Linked DNA regions of Homo sapiens: regions 2, 3 and 4 are each linked to region 1. The links are chromatin contacts, found by Hi-C or POLR2A ChIA-PET in ENCODE. All regions are on one chromosome and are shown on one strand. Each heading gives the region's core, a stretch centred on a gene start or an enhancer-like site at or near the end of the contact. The rest is flanking DNA. Distances are from core to core; before and after follow the strand shown. Region 1 overlaps ARMC9 (armadillo repeat containing 9). Region 2 overlaps ITM2C (integral membrane protein 2C). Region 3 holds the start of GPR55 (G protein-coupled receptor 55). Region 4 has its middle 18 kb from the start of GPR55.

Region 1 (3,639 bases), core at 438-2,937:
AAAATAGTAATCAACAACAGAGCAATCTAACTGGAAGTCTGTATGTCCCAAGCATTTTGTTTTGTTTGTTTTTTGAGACATAGCAGTCCTTTCCTGAGATTCTTCTCTGTGTGGTTGAGCGTAGACCACCTTGAGTTGTAGCACCTGGGTGATTTCCCTAGGGCTGCCCTAGCAAAGTACCACAGGCCAGATGCCTTAAGACAGCAGGCATTCGTTGTCTTACAGTTCTGGAGGCTGCAAATCTGAAATCAAGGTGTTGGCAGGGCTATGCTGTCCCTGAATCCTAGGGGAGGATCCTTCCTTTCCCCTCCCAGCTTCTTGTAGCCACGGGTGTTCTGTGACTGTGGCAGCATCATTCCAGTCTCTGTCTCCATTGTCCCATGGCCGTCTTCCTTCTGTGTCTGTGTCTAAATTTTCTTCTTCTTGTAAGGACATATTGGATTAAGGTCATATTGGATTAAGGACACACCCTACTCCAGTGTGACCTTATCTTAACTTTAATTACATCTGCAACGACCCCATTCCCAATGACCTCATGTTCTGAGGTACCAGGGGTTAGGACTTCAGCATGTATTTTGAGGGAACACAGTTCAATCCATAATAACACACACCTTATAAACAAAGTTATCATGCAGTATCAGGGAATTACACAATTTTTTAAAAATATAAGAACTCTCTGGTCGGGCATGGTGGCTCATGCCTGTAATCCCAGCACTTTGGAAGGCCAAGGCAGGTAGATCACTTGAGGTCAGGAGTTCGAGACCAGCCTGGCCAACATGGTGAAACCCCGTCTCTACCAAAAAAAAAAAAAATACAAAAATTAGCCAGGCTTGGTGACCCTCGACCCAGCTACTCAAGAGGCTGAGGCAGGAGAGTTGCTTGAACCTGGGAGGCGGTGGTTGTAGTGAGCATAGATCGAGCCACTGCACTCCAGCCTGGGTGACAAAGCAAGACTCTGTCTCAAAAAAAAAAAAAAAAAAGAACTTTCTGCTCATCTGGCAGTATTTTTTCTAGAAATCAGATGACATGCTGGCTAGAATGATTGGGTGGGGGTGGGAGGCATGGAGGAGGGTACAGAGCTGGAGAGGCAGAGACAGTGGGGAAGGATGGAAAGGTCTGAGGGCCATGGGGCAGCATCTAAGAGGATGGTGGGTATGAATTTTTAGTGGCTTCGCTGCATTTTTGTGGAACTTCTTGGTTTGGGTGGAAGATATTTCTGTATAAAGAGTATAAGGAAAATTGTCCTGAGACAAAGATTGTTACTTGTTATGTTTTTTCTTATTTAAGTCATTAATTTTTTCTTCTTGATGAGCATTATTTGAGATAAATAATTTGTTTTTAAAGGACAAATCATGCTAAGACTATATCATAATTCTTGACATGGTGGGGTATTTGTGGCAGAAAATAGCTTCTGTCCTTTTTTCTTATCTAGACGAGGTTTGTGGAAATGAGTCCCTTTCTTGGGGAGACTCTCAGTAACTTAGTGATAATTGTTTATGTTACGCCTCCCAGTGCTGTGCGTGCCTAGACTGTACTGAACTATTTTTGGTATGCAGCCTAATAAGGTTCCTTGTCACGACTGTGTTTAAATCACATGAAATACTCAAATCATGTTCAGGGTTATTTTTTCCCTGTTTATGAAAGAACTCTATTTTTTCTTCCTACTGTGGGCACTTGAATCTTCTGTAAATGAGTTGGTCAGATGTCCTAAGACCTGTTTTTCACAGCCTCACGTCACTGGCATTTTGGTTTTGGTTTCAATCACTGTGCAGGGTTTTTTAGCCTAATGACCTCAACTTGATGATGCTATTGGTACTTAGTAATCTAATGTTTGTATTTTTGTTCCCTTTTTTCTTTAGGATTCCTGGACTCCAGAGTTAAAGTTGAAGTTGATAAAGTTTCTAGCTTTAATATCTAAAGCCAGCAACACGCCAAAGCTTTTAACAATATATGTATCCTTTTGAAGCAAATAGAGACCACCTATGGTTTTAGAGCAGATTTTATTTAGAGTTGCACGCTGGCTTAGGTTTATTGAGGTTGCCTCATTAAATCGGGATAATTAATAGTGTTGCTTTCATATTTACAAGGTCAATGAATCATTAATGGCAGGGCCTATAGAGATCAACTTCTATATCATTGGATCTCTGAGACTTTCTTTTTGGCAAGGTCTTATTTTGATGTCACGTGGCTAGAAGTTGTCTTGGTAGAAAAGAAAGTTTACCTTCTTGTAAAAGAATTCCTTGGGATAATTGTCCCTTTGCAGAATGTCACTTAACCACTTTTAAGCCCTTCAGGCCATGGCATATGGATCGGGTGACCATCTAACTTGTCATTCAAATTGGGACTTCTTTTTAAATAACTTTATTGAGGTGTAAATTTACATACCATAAAATCTACCCATGGTAAGTGTACAATTTAATGCTTTTTGGCAAACGTACAGAGCTGTGCAGTATCACCACAGTCCAGTTCAAACTGGGACACTTTTGAAAGTAAAAAGGGGCACTAACTGGACAAAGTACCAGGGTGACAGGTGTAAATAGAGCCTGTTTCAGAAAGAGCAGAACGTTAGGTCACCCAACCCATGGAAGACTAATTTCCCAAAGGTTATTAGTTTTTAAAGACAAGTATCTCCTTTTACTTGGAATAAAAATGTATCCAAAGTTATTTCATAACAAGAACATAATGTTTTGAATGGTAAAATTGGTCACTGTTTAGTTTAATTTCATGAAAAATTTAGGCTACTTTGCTGCGTAATACCTTCTGCTTCCTTTCTAACTCCAAAGCATTTGACTTTCTTGACCTAATTGAGGTTTTATTTGTCACTAGGACTCCATGCCACATTTCTACTTGAGCTTCCTAAGCCTTCCCTGTTGCCTGTATTCAAATTCCTTAGCCTGGCCTGAGCCGAACGGACTGATCTACAGCTCTCGTCTCTGCCTTTATATCCTTAAGGCTTTTGTTTAAATTCTTCTGTTTGCCTACATACCACGATGTTTGCATATCCAAACCTTTTCCTTCCTAGAGTTCCATATACAGTGATTTTCAGTGAAACTAGAACTTTTCCAACTTGACTTATAATTATTTGAATACGCTTTAAAAAAGCATTTCTCAGCTTAATTTTTTTTTTTCTTGATACTGCTCCTTGTGGAACAGGGCTACCCCATAGGCAGTGTGCCCAGAGTAGCTCAGCTTAATAATTATGGGTGCCAATATGTTAAGAATCTAATCAAAATGATTTACATGGTAAATTATATTAGTTATATTAAAAATATATTAGTATACTCAAAACAGTACCTGACTGGGCCCCGTGGCTCACGCCTGTAATCCCAGCACTTTGGGAGGCTAAGGCGGGAGGATCACTTGAGCCCAGGAGTTTGAGCCCAGAGTGGGCAACATGGCGAAACCCCATCTCTGCAAAAAGTACAAAAAGTTAGCTGAGCATGGTAGCATCCATATGACTATAGTCCCAGCTATCTGGGGGAGACAGGTGGGCGAATCACCTGAGCCCAGGAAGTTGAGGCTGCATTGAGCTGTGTATTCTGCCATTGAACTTCAGCCTGGGCAACATAGTGAGACCCTGTCTCAAAAAAATAAGAATAAAAAAAGATCATAGTACCTATTTTATAGGAAGAGTATGAA
Region 2 (3,639 bases), core at 447-2,946, 350 kb before region 1:
ACCAAAGCCATTTAGTCCCAACCCCCTGTGGCCAGCAGCTGTTCCTGAGGGCCCTGTGCACTGTGGCCATGCCCGTCACTTGCTGGTGACCTTGGTTAGTGCCCCTGGCTGCTGAGGAGATGACAGTGGGCAGGTGGTCCATATGATCACGGGACCCCTAAAGCAGGGCAAGGTGGGGAGAGGCCCCGGCCTCCTCATGGGCCAGGCAGTGCGGGCAGTGGTTTGACCTCCCACACCCACCCAGCAGGCTCCCTTGCGGGCAGACTTGAGTGTGAGGGTGCAGGACAGGCAGGGGCACCCCATGGTGAGGATGCTGGGGGCCTGCTGACCTGCTCACGCATGTCCGCAGTGAAGGGGGGGTCCTCCAGACATTTTCTGTCCTTTTCCTAAGCAGGGCGGGTCAGACCCTCAGCTCCCCAGGGCCCAGGCCCCACACTCCCCTGTGCTCTAAAAGGGTGGGAGGTGAAACCTGAGGAGCGAAGCAGGCGCCCCCAGGGCAGGACCCCTGTGCTGTGCTGAGAGATAGGGCCTGTCCTGAGTCACTTAGGCCTGAACCACCCCCCTCCAGGGGGAAGGGAGAAAGGAAATCTGTTCCCATCCCAGAACGCCTGGCCGGAAAGGGCCTGAGAGGTCACTTGGTCTGACCTGCTCATTTTGCAGATGGGGAAGCCGAGGCCCAGAAAGTGCTAAGCAGGCAGGTAGTGGCAGAGCCAGAATGAGAAGCTTCAGGCTCTGGGGCTGGATCCCCTCCTCTCCCCAATACTGCGGCAGTCCGCAGGGACTGACCTCTAACCTCACTCTTGGCCGTATGTGGACACCACGGAGGAAGGATTAAATGGTGAACATTGGAGGCAGAGACTGGCCCCGGGGCTTTTGCATTATCTCCAAGGGTGAGCAAGGGCCCGGGGGAAGGCATAGGAGGTAGGGAGGAGAAGAGACAGGAAATTGACCAAGCTCACCTGGCTGGCTCTCGTCAGTGCTCTGGGTAAAGCAGTTTTGTTGAATTTTATACTCACACACCTACGTCCACCACCCCACACATGTGTGGCCTGGAGATGGGTTAGGTTGGCTTCTTGGCAGCCCTGCAGCTATGATCTTGAGCCCAATTCTGGCTCCCAGAGCAGATTTTTCCAGGATCCTTCTAGCCTGGCCTTCCGGACAGCCACATTTCTCTCCTGGCAGGAGCTCCCTGGTGGATGGAAGCTTCCGGGCTTCATCCTGTAGCTGTTACACCACTTGTAACAGCCTGCTTGACTGCCGGTCGGTGCCTGTGGGGGGCCAGTGTGGATCACAGGCCTAGAGCTCCCTGGCTGGGGACAAGCACCCATGCCCAGACCCCATGGGGCTCCTGGAGCCCCTGCCCCCATCAGTCACAGCCTCCTTGGTGGAGTTGAGCAGCCTTTACACAGCCTGCCCACCTCCTATTGTCCTCATTTTAGTCTACCCTCTGCACCTTGGTTTTAGAGTGGATCTTGTCACTCCCCAGCTCAAAAGCCTTCCCGGGCTCCCCATCGTCCAGAGCAGCAGCTCCCAGCCTGCCTGGTGTGTCTCAATTCCTACAGAGATTTCTAAGTCCCTAAAGTCACCGAGGCCAGGTCGGCACATCCCCTATCTTCTGTTTGAAAGAATATACCACGGTCACGGCTGGTATAAGCAAGAGGCCTAAGAGCTCAGATAACTCAAAATGCACCTGCTGAACCCACTGCATCTCTTTCGGTGGCTTCCAGGTGTGTCTTGGTTTCTCTTTCGAGGTGTGTCTCCTTTTCTCTTTCGAGGTTTGTCTCGGTTTCTCTTTAGCCAGGACGAGTCCGGGTGACCCTGGTGGGCCTTCCTTTCCCTTCTAGGTGTCATCTCCTTCCCTCCCTTTCCCCCAAGACTCCCTCCGGGCCCAGCCAGCAGGTGAAGCCTGACTTAGGGAAGGGGGGATTTCCAGGGGAGGGGCCCTGGCCCCCACTGACCCAGCATTGCTATCCACAGGAGGAGCAGCCCCCACAACATCGATCCAAGAGGGGGGGCTCAGTGGGCGGCGTGTGCTACCTGTCGATGGGCATGGTCGTGCTGCTCATGGGCCTCGTGTTCGCCTCTGTCTACATCTACAGATACTTCTTCCTTGCGCAGGTGAGGGGCCGGGCCAGGTAGGGGCAAGGCCTCGAGAAAGGGTCATGTCTAGAGAGGCATGGAGGGAAGTGTCTGCAAGGGGGCAGCAGGAAGCCCCAGACATGCCCTCAGGTGGGAGCGAGTGCCCGGCCAGCCCACAAGACTGGGGTGCCCCCTCCTCCTTGGGGCCTCCTTGGATGCAGGCCAGTCCCACATTTAGCCCCTTGTCCTGGGGAGCCAAGCATGAATCCGGGTGACAGCACTGGGCCCGCCCCACAGGGTCACCCTGGGGAATTCTCACCAGAAACTCAGATCTGGCAGAAACTGGAACTGTGATCCCCCTCCACAGCTCAGACCCTGCACCTGCAGGTCACGCTTTAAGGCTGACCTAACTGTGCTTGTGCATGGACATTTGGGTTACCAAACAAGAGAGGGAGAGGGGTGGGTACAGAGAGTCTCCACCACCTCCTTCCAGAAGCAGGAGTGTGTCCTTGCTGCCAACTATCATCCCCCTCCCCGGGGGACCTGGGCACAAAGCTGGGCCAACCCAGACCTGGGAGGGAGGGAGTGTCGCTGTGTGCTTGGAAATGAAAGTAGGTAAATTAAAAGGATAAACCTACGTACAACTCACAGAGAACCTCAGGGTGACAAAGAGGTGGGACTTGCCAGTCATTTATGACCCAAGTGACCTCCCACTCCTAAGCGTTTAACTTTGTTGTCCCCCAGTTTTTCCACGATGGAAATTGCTGAAGAGTTTGCATTCACGGGGCTTTCCCCTTGAAAGCTCAGCTCACATACACCCATCACCTTCCTTTCTGTGCAGCATCCCCCTGCCCCGCCCCACTCCCTCCATGGCCTGCGTCCCCCTCGTTCCAGGGTCCTGTGTGGGACCTTCCCACAGGCCTCTTCCTGTTGTGGCCCTACCCTAGGACCTGGGCCAGCATTTCCTGGTCCCCTCTGTTCCACCCTCGACTCACACCCTTCTCCCCACACCCCAATTCGTTGTGTGGACACCTCCCAGCAGCCCCTGGGTCTGTGCCCTGGGACAGTATTCGGGGTGTCCAGCCACTGTGGGATGCAGCCCCGGAGCCTCACCTTCCCTGGGCTCTCATCCCCGCACAGCCCACAGGAGCCCCCCATGCTGCGATGACGCATCCTCCCTGGAGAACTTGCACTGAATCAAACAGACGGTGGAATCCTGCCGATCCCAGGCCAGGCAGTCCCAAGCATGTATCTACAGGCCCCTCCAGGAGCCCCCTCCAGAAGTAAGAGTGGGCAGACTGGCCCGCCCGGCCATTCAGTTGATGGGATCACACCAGGCTGCCTGGCCTCCCTTACTGATGGAGTGACTGGACTGGCCCACCAGACACAGTGTCTGTCAAGGTTTCTCCAAGACAGGGGTCAGGGATATCCAGGAAGGGCGATGGCACTTGTCCGAGGCTGGATGTGGAGGTAACCGTGATAGGGGCACAAGACTCTTAACAGTGTTGCCTCCAGCTCCACCTCCCCACCCGCCGTGTTAGGCCCCTCCAGGTCTGCAGG
Region 3 (3,639 bases), core at 819-3,318, 300 kb before region 1:
CTCCACACCAGACCTACCTTTCTTCCCTCTGTGGCCTGGACTTTCCAGAGAACACAAGCAACAAGAAGATCACAACCCTAAGGAGGGTTGCAACTGAGAAGGTGGCCCTTCCTGCAGCTGCCAGGCTGTTATCTGCACAGAGCATTGCAGCGTGAGCCACCTCAGAGATGGCAGGGCCAGAGCCTAAAAAAGCAGCATTGGCACAGCCGCAGGGATGGATTTGAGGAGCCCTGGAATACTCCCCCAAAAATGCCGCAGTTAGAATACACAGCGTATCCACCAGTAACACCATAGTGTGAATAAAGTCATCCGCCTGTGCCTGAGCTGGGCTTCTGGGGGCCACGATAGAAGAAGGAACAGGACACAGAGGGGACAGAGCACATGACCACAATCTCCCCAATGCCTGAATGTTGCTGGAGCTTGGGCTGGGGGGTTGGAGTGGGGCTGGGAGAGGGGAGGGGCCGGCTTGGGGACGTGAAAGGTGGCCAGCAGTGTGCTCAGTGATCTACGATGGGAACTCAGGACACTCCTAGGAGATTGCCCTAATTATGCCCATTTTACAGATAAGGACAGTAAGGCTTAGAGATGTTAAAGATTCTACCCAAGGTCAAAAAGGCCGTGAGGGACCAGCTGGAACTCATGTTCTGAGTCTCTCCTCCTCGCTCACCCTGGCCCCCATCAGCATCACAAGCAAGAGCATCTGGGATCCAGGAGTTGCCAAGCCCCCTCCTCACTTCTTTGCATGCTCATGCTCCTCTTTCTCCTTGGACTCTCTCCTCCACTGCTAAAAATCCCACCTCTTCCTTGAAATGCCCACTTCCCAGGTTCACCCACATCATCTGATGTGGTTTTCCCAGTGCAGTCCTGAGTGGGTGCCTTGAAAAGTCCTCTGTGTATCCCAGGGGGAGCGTGTCCCTGCTGTCCTCCAGCAACCCCAGGACCAGGACCATGTCCCTTTCACCTTTATCACCGAGCCTCACATACAGTTTGTCGTTGGGAAGGTCTTATTGCATGAAAGAGGGGGTGAAGAAATGACGGAACAAATGGCCAGGTCTGCTGCAGCTCCACAGTGACTGGTGCTCCCTTTACAGCTGGGACAGCCGCTCAGAACCAAAGGCAAACCTTGCCTTCCACAGAGCTGTGGGCGGCACTTTGCCCTGCCCTGTCCTCTCATCCCCACTGCCTCGGGCAGCACAAAGCCCAGGTGAAGCCAGGCCAGCCAGACATGTCCTGACTTTGTGTTCTCACTCTCAGGGAAGAATCTAGAATGTTCAGGGTTCTAAGTGCTGCTGTGTCTTCCCGCCCAGCCTCTCCAAGAGACACTTGGCTAGGGTTAGAGAACAATGCAGCTATAATGTAGGATAGCAACCAGGGCTTTCCTCTCCATCATTTACTGCCCTTGAGCGCCCCGTGAGGAAGAAACCGTGTATTGCCTCATGCCCCAGAGAGGTAAACGGAGGCTAGAGAAATTACGCAGCTGGTGAGTGGGTGAGCCTGGGCTCCCAGGCTCCTTCTGGTCCCCAGTAAGCACTTGCTCAGGGCTGCAGGATGATCCCTGAGAGTGTGTCATCTCGGGCGCTTGGTGGTTTCCCAACAAGATTCTGGGGAATGGGCGGCGGGCTTGGTGGAGGGCGGTGGCACGTGAGCTACATGCCCCGGGAAGGCTCCCAGGCTGCCTATGGGGAGGTTTCCCGACCCGACATGATGCTGCAACCCTGAGTCAGATCAGGAGGAAGTTGAGGGTTCGTAGAAAAATGTCACTCGTAATCGGGGACAAACCAGGTCTGCCTGCCGCTGCTGCTGTCACGGAGGCTGCCTGGAGGCTGCCGCTGCCCTGACACCTGGGACTGCTCGCTGAGTTGGGACAGGTGTGCACAAAGCCCAGGCCCACACAAGCCCCACTGATCTTAGGAGAGTTACCTGCAGTCCACAAGAGCAAGGTCAGGTTGGAGGCTCCGTGCCTTAGTTTCTCTAAATGGCCCAGAGGCTGTTACCTGTTGGTGGTCCGGTGCAGCTGAGAGGGCTGAGAGATGTCATTTCTCCTCCAGGCCTGGCTGTCAGCCTGTTCTGGGGAGAGTCACTTCCCCTCTCTGGGTCTCGACTTCCTTGTGAGTGAAATAAAGGGGTGGGACCAGATGCTCTTTGAGCCGCTCCAGTGTCACCCTGTCTGGCTTAGGGGCTCTTGCTCTGGGGTCTACAGAGAGGCTGTGTGGAACTAGAGTGTGGACATGGGGAGCAGTTTCCAGGAGGAGGGTCTACACTCTCCCGCCCTCTTGGAAGATCTGCACGCCCCCCTCCCGCAGCTCCAAAAAACAAAACAAAAAACCAAAAAGCCAAAAATCACACTGCATGTGTCAAGCCCTGGGAAGCCTCTGGAGGAGGAAGCCTCCTACGCACCCCAGACACCCTAACAGGGGCACCACACAGGGGCAGCCATTCTCAGCACCTGCCAAGGGCCGTCGTGGCTTCCAGCACTTTGGGGGTTTAGGATTTGAAACTGCTGCCCACAGAAAGGAAAGGAAGGTGGTGCTATTTAGTACTTGCAGGTTAGGACTTGCGTGCCTAGCGTCGGAGGAGACCTCAGCCACTGCATGTGTGTCTGCAAGAATGGTCAGTGGGGCCCCACAGGTTCCCCAGCCTCGGCTTCTCTGTCCCAGGCCTGCACAGAGATTTGGGGCAGCCTTGGGCCTGTGGCTTCCTAGGGCCCTGCAAGCAGAGATTTCCCTGGCATCTCCCACCTTCAGGGCTGGGAGGGCTGAGACTCACCCGTGGGCCTGGGTGGCTCTTAGCTGGGAGCCCTCATAGATTCCAGCCCATCAGGAAAGTCTGGGCTGAAACTACCCCGGCAGATGCAGCTCTCATGCCCTGGAGGTGCTGGGAGGCCCTGTCGGAGGACCAAACACAAGCAATTTTTAAAAGCTATGCGTGCTGGGACTTTCAGGTGTCTACAGGAATAGAAACTACTCCTGGGTTTTTTGGATGATTCATCCAACACATGGGTCCCCTCTGTAAATAACACCTTGCAAGTCACTGCAGGGGAACCACCTGGCCCTCTGGAGCTGGGTCTTCCCACTGTCTGGTGAAGAGGTTGATGGAACCATGACAACTTTTAAGCTCTCACCTGGGCTTGTGCGATGGGCAGTGCCAAGTCCACTGCCTGCTCCAGGCCGTGGAGCCCCAAGCTGGCCTGGGTGCCAAGACAGGGCACAGGGCAGTCCTGCCCCCAGCGAGGCCCCCCTACTGGGCCACCAGCCCAATCTAAGCCAAAGGCTGGCTACTGGGCAAGGGGGGGCAGCCAGGCCCGCACCCTGGGTGCGGGAGGAGGCCAGGAGCCTGCTGGGACAGTAGCAGGGAGGAAACACACCGGTGTCTGGCACCCACCTCCATACCCAGAGCCTGCAATGTGAGGCCCCAGGAAGGCATCCACACTGAGTGGCCTGCAGGGAGCAGTGTCTCTGCTCAGCCCCTTCTCAAAGGGAGCCTTGTCTACTCCCATTCTGGCTACCTTCTTTTTTTTTTTTTTTTTTTTTTTTTGATACAGAGTCTCGCTCTGTTGCCCAGGCTGCAGTGCAGTGGCACTATCTTGGCTCACTGCAACCTCCACTTCCCGGGTTCAAGTGATTCTCCTGCCTCAGCCTC
Region 4 (3,639 bases), core at 624-3,123, 280 kb before region 1:
ACATGTGTTTCTGCCTCCTCTGCCATGGTGAGCTGTGTGCCCACCACTTCCCACACTCGGTCTCCTGGCCTTCCCTCCCTGGGACCACCACCTACCACCTCGTGACTTTCCTATTTGCGATGCCGTCACCAAGCAGAGCTGGACTGTGGCTGGAGGAAGCTCAGGGACAAATGAGGTCCCAGTCTCATCTCTGGCTCTGGGTCACATCCGCAGTGACTCCCTGTCCTTCAGGTCTCAGGTTGAACGTCACTCCCCCAGGGAGGCCTTCCCTGATCTCCAGCTCAACTCGGGGTCCCCTTTATCAGCTCATGTCATGCCTTCATCTTCCTCCAAAAGTTGTGCTTTTTAAATATCTTAAACATTAAAATATTTCAAGTATTTGTTTGATATCTATTTGCATCTTACATTGTAAGATCTAAGGGATCCTGTCTGCTCTCTTTAAGAAATATTTGATGAGTTATTGACTGATCATTGAGAGATGGCCCTTTGTTCTCCAGCCCAGGGGTCCTGGACATTCTGGGATCCAGAGTGCAGGGGAGCCTGATGCCCGGGGTAGTGGCCCCCTCTGAGCTACCCTCCCTGTGATGGGGGCTATACTGGGCCTTTTCTTTTCTGAGCAATTTCAGAAAACATTTTGAGATTAAAGTGAATGTGACACAGACCAGAAGGGGCAGGAAGGACACTGTCAGAACCAACAGAACAGCAAGAATACGTTCAGAGGGGCCACCCCCACACTCACACTCCAGGGCTGGGCAGACCCCTGAGAATGCCAGAAGATCACAGAAAGGGGGCCCAGGACAGAGGCAAGGGCCTGCCTCCTTCTTCTGCCTCCTTCTCCTGCCTCAGCCGGGCCTCCTGGCCCTGCCTCCCTCAGGGAGTGTCCCCAGCAGAGCAGCTGAGAGAGAGAATTACTTAGTCCTCAGGGGCAGGAGTCCCAGACCAACCCCACAAGGGACCCAGCCACTGCCCTCCAGCCTCCATTCCCCACTCAGGCCCCCAGGACGTTTTGCAGGAAGGGCCAATGGAGGGCAGGTGGAAGAGGCAGGTGTGGGGGGAGAGCGGCAGGGGGCAGTAGAGCATCTGCCCTGGTGGCTGGAGGCCAGAGAAAGGCCAAAAGGGAGGTCAATGGCACAGGAGGAGTGAAGAGCAGAGAGGGAGGCCAAGCCAAAAGAGCAGAGGGAGGGTGGGCCATGGGGGAAGGGACTTCAGGGGGCTGCAGGGTGGCAGGGTCCAAAGGCCAGGGGCAGCCAGTGGGAGATGGGAGCTTGGCTGTTTGAGAAGGGCCCGATGGGGAGGGTGGGCACCAGACCCAGAAGAAGGAACCCCCCACTCTCCACCCCCACCCCCATCCACAAGAATGGGGTAAGGGGGAAGAGACACGGAAGGGGCAGGAGAAGGGGCAGGCTAGGGAGAGCTGGGTGAAAGCAGACCAATTTTTCCTTCATCATTGCCAATGAACAGAGTGAGAGCACGACCCTGGGGCTCTGAAGTCAGAGTTCCATCCTGCTTCTGTTCCCCTAGGATTTGTCCTTGTGACCTGAAGAGAAGAGAAGAGAAGAGAAGAGGAGAGAAGAGACGAGAAGAGGAGAGAGGAGGGAGAGAGAAAAGAGAGAGAGAGGAGAGAAAGAGAGAGAGAGGAGAGAAAGAGAGAGAGAGGAGAGAGAGAGCGCTCTCTGTAGCACAACTGTGCCCATTGTAGAGAGGTGGAAACTGAGGCCCCAGCAGAGGCCATCCCGGGCAGTGCTTGGACTAGAGCCAGGTCAAGGCCCATCTACATCCGGAGCCATCCCCTGTTAGCAGGACAGCATCCTGGCTGGCTCCCCGCCCCCAGACTGCCCGAGAGCTTGGCTGGCTATTGCCTTCCAGAGCAGCCCCTCCTTCCTGTGCACCTCCTCTCCTCTCCCACTAGCCAGCCCCTCCGTGGAGGGCCAAGAAGCCCAGCCAGCCCTGGGCATGGGTGCTAAGAGATGTCTGGGCTCAGGAATTTCCTGGCAGGAGCAGCAGTGCCCATGTTTGTCTCCGGGCATCCCCAGCTGGGGGGCCAAGCAAGAGAGGCAACAATGCCAGAGTAGGTCACGGAGCAAGAGCCTGGAGAGCTAAGAGCTATCCCCGTCCAGGGTCTGATGGAGTTTGGGTGTTGTCCCCTCTAAATCTCATGTTGAACTGTCATCCCCAGTGCTGGAGGCGGGGCCTGGTGGAGGGGGTTGGATCATGGGGGTGGATTTCCCATGAATGATCTTGCGCCCTCCCCTTGGTGCTGTCCTCTCAGCAGCGAGTTCCTTCTTGCGAGATCTGGCTGTTTGAAAGTGTGCGGCACCTCCCCACCCCTCCTCTGCTCCCACTCTGGCCATGTGAGATGCCGCTTCCTCTTCGCCTTCTGCCAAAATTGCAAGCAAGGTCTCATCAGAAGCAGGGCAGATGCCGGCACCACACTTCATATAAAGTCTACAGAACAGTGAGCCAATTAAACCTCTTTTCTTTATAAATTATCCAGCCTCAGGTATTTCTTTATAGCAACATAAGAATGGCCTAACACAGGGTCTGTCTTAGGAAGGGGCCCTCGGGCTGTCCCTCTTCTCCCTGGCCCTAGCCCAGGAGGAGGACCAGCAAGAGTAGTGAAGTGAGAAGCCTCTCCATGAAGATGCCTTCTGCCATTCATTACACACACAACAGCATCTTGGTCCCAGATGCCGGGTCCCAGAGAGGACCTCAAGGAGACTTCCCAGGAAATTACCCACCACTGGACATTGGACAGGGCAAAGCTGTGGTGTGGAAAGGGGCAAATCCACATCCCTCCAACGTGTGCCCACATGACTGTCCCGGGGGCTTCCATGAGCTTGATGACCCAGAAGCTATGGTCCTGCACACGTGAGTCTGTGACCTGACAGCTGTGCCTGCTTCACCAGTGTAGAGACTTGGATCCCCAGGCAAACCCCAGAAGTGTGGAAGGGAAGGGGAGAAAGCCTGTGGAGGGAGGTGGAGGAGCCGTGGTTTCCAGTAACCATCGCTGGTTAGTTCAGAGGGAAATGTCCACAACAGAGATGACTGTGACACCCGGCACAAGATTTAATTCTCAGAGTGAAAACGAGAATGCCGTGTCTCTGGGAGCCCCCGGAGAATGACTCAACAGTGACGTCCTACAGCATGATTTGCTTTAACTGAAGGTGAAGAGAATCTTTCAGGAGTGGAGAGAATATAACTGAATGCTTTGTCACAAATTTACTTTGATCTCATGTACCCCGTAAATACAGACACCTACTATGTACCAGAAAAATTAAAAATAAAAATAACAAATTCACATTCCGCTTGTTCATCCTGATTCTTCAGGCCTGGCCACGGTATCAAAGACAAGGAAGGCCCATTGCCTGCCCTCATGCTGGTTGTTCAGCCCTCCAAGAATCATTCTTGATGCCCTGCAAATACCAGGCGCTGCGCTAGGCCCTGCAGATGCGACAACGAACGTAGATGCTGTCCCAGCCACCCACACTCGCTGCCGGGGGAAGAACCAGGTAAGGTTCCCGCACATCGCCCTCCATGAAGCAGGAGCAGGAGCCTCACTGCGGGGCTGGGAGCTGCCTTCCTTCCTCCCACCAGCCTCTAGGGGAAGGATTTGTGTCTGCTGGCCCTCCTCGGTAGTAA

Evidence for each region. A loop is a pair of places that touch in the nucleus more often than their neighbours do. ChIA-PET counts read pairs that join two places held with the same protein, here RNA polymerase II (POLR2A). Pooled maps may share reads with other maps.
Region 2: a pooled map shows a loop between it and region 1 (4-fold over the local background). The contact joins two enhancer-like sites. A Hi-C loop is called at or near these places in 4 of 37 single-sample maps with no recorded cell type and 4 of 50 pooled maps. POLR2A ChIA-PET finds 5 or more read pairs at or near these places in 3 of 52 experiments (A673, GM12878 and H1).
Region 3: a pooled map shows a loop between it and region 1 (5-fold over the local background). The contact joins the promoter of GPR55 here to the enhancer-like site in region 1. A Hi-C loop is called at or near these places in 3 of 37 single-sample maps with no recorded cell type and 2 of 50 pooled maps.
Region 4: a loop to region 1 is called in a pooled map, with 2.7 times the contacts of the local background. The contact joins two enhancer-like sites. A Hi-C loop is called at or near these places in 4 of 37 single-sample maps with no recorded cell type and 3 of 50 pooled maps. POLR2A ChIA-PET finds 5 or more read pairs at or near these places in 2 of 52 experiments (GM10248 and WTC11).

What each region holds. Positions count from the first base shown.
Region 1 is chr2:231,220,869-231,224,507 of GRCh38, forward strand. It overlaps ARMC9 (armadillo repeat containing 9), which reads left to right. Exons shown (of 25, transcript NM_001352754.2): 6 at 1,860-1,952. Among named protein-coding and RNA genes, the nearest start is that of ARMC9, 24 kb to the left of the region's middle. RefSeq lists an enhancer at 1,572-1,871. Within about 2 kb of position 1,688, at least 5 of the 41 ENCODE cell types and tissues checked have a DNase peak (open chromatin) inside an H3K27ac peak, as active enhancers do; they include GM12878, where a contact is called at or near this core.
Region 2 is chr2:230,871,440-230,875,078 of GRCh38, forward strand. ITM2C (integral membrane protein 2C) reads left to right here. Exons shown (of 6, transcript NM_030926.6): 2 at 1,978-2,118. Among named protein-coding and RNA genes, the nearest start is that of ITM2C, 8.3 kb to the left of the region's middle. RefSeq lists enhancers at 1,352-1,891, 2,092-2,411 and a silencer at 2,772-2,841. Within about 2 kb of position 1,697, at least 6 of the 41 ENCODE cell types and tissues checked have a DNase peak (open chromatin) inside an H3K27ac peak, as active enhancers do; they include GM12878, where a contact is called at or near this core.
Region 3 is chr2:230,923,174-230,926,812 of GRCh38, forward strand. It overlaps GPR55 (G protein-coupled receptor 55), which reads right to left and starts at 2,069. Exons shown (of 2, transcript NM_005683.4): 1 at 1,995-2,069. RefSeq lists enhancers at 1,414-2,202, 1,766-1,885, 2,006-2,055, 2,876-3,105 and a silencer at 3,326-3,505.
Region 4 is chr2:230,941,463-230,945,101 of GRCh38, forward strand. It overlaps a transcript of GPR55 not described here. Among named protein-coding and RNA genes, the nearest start is that of GPR55, 18 kb to the left of the region's middle. RefSeq lists enhancers at 927-976, 1,907-2,116, 2,427-2,646. Within about 2 kb of position 1,874, at least 2 of the 41 ENCODE cell types and tissues checked have a DNase peak (open chromatin) inside an H3K27ac peak, as active enhancers do.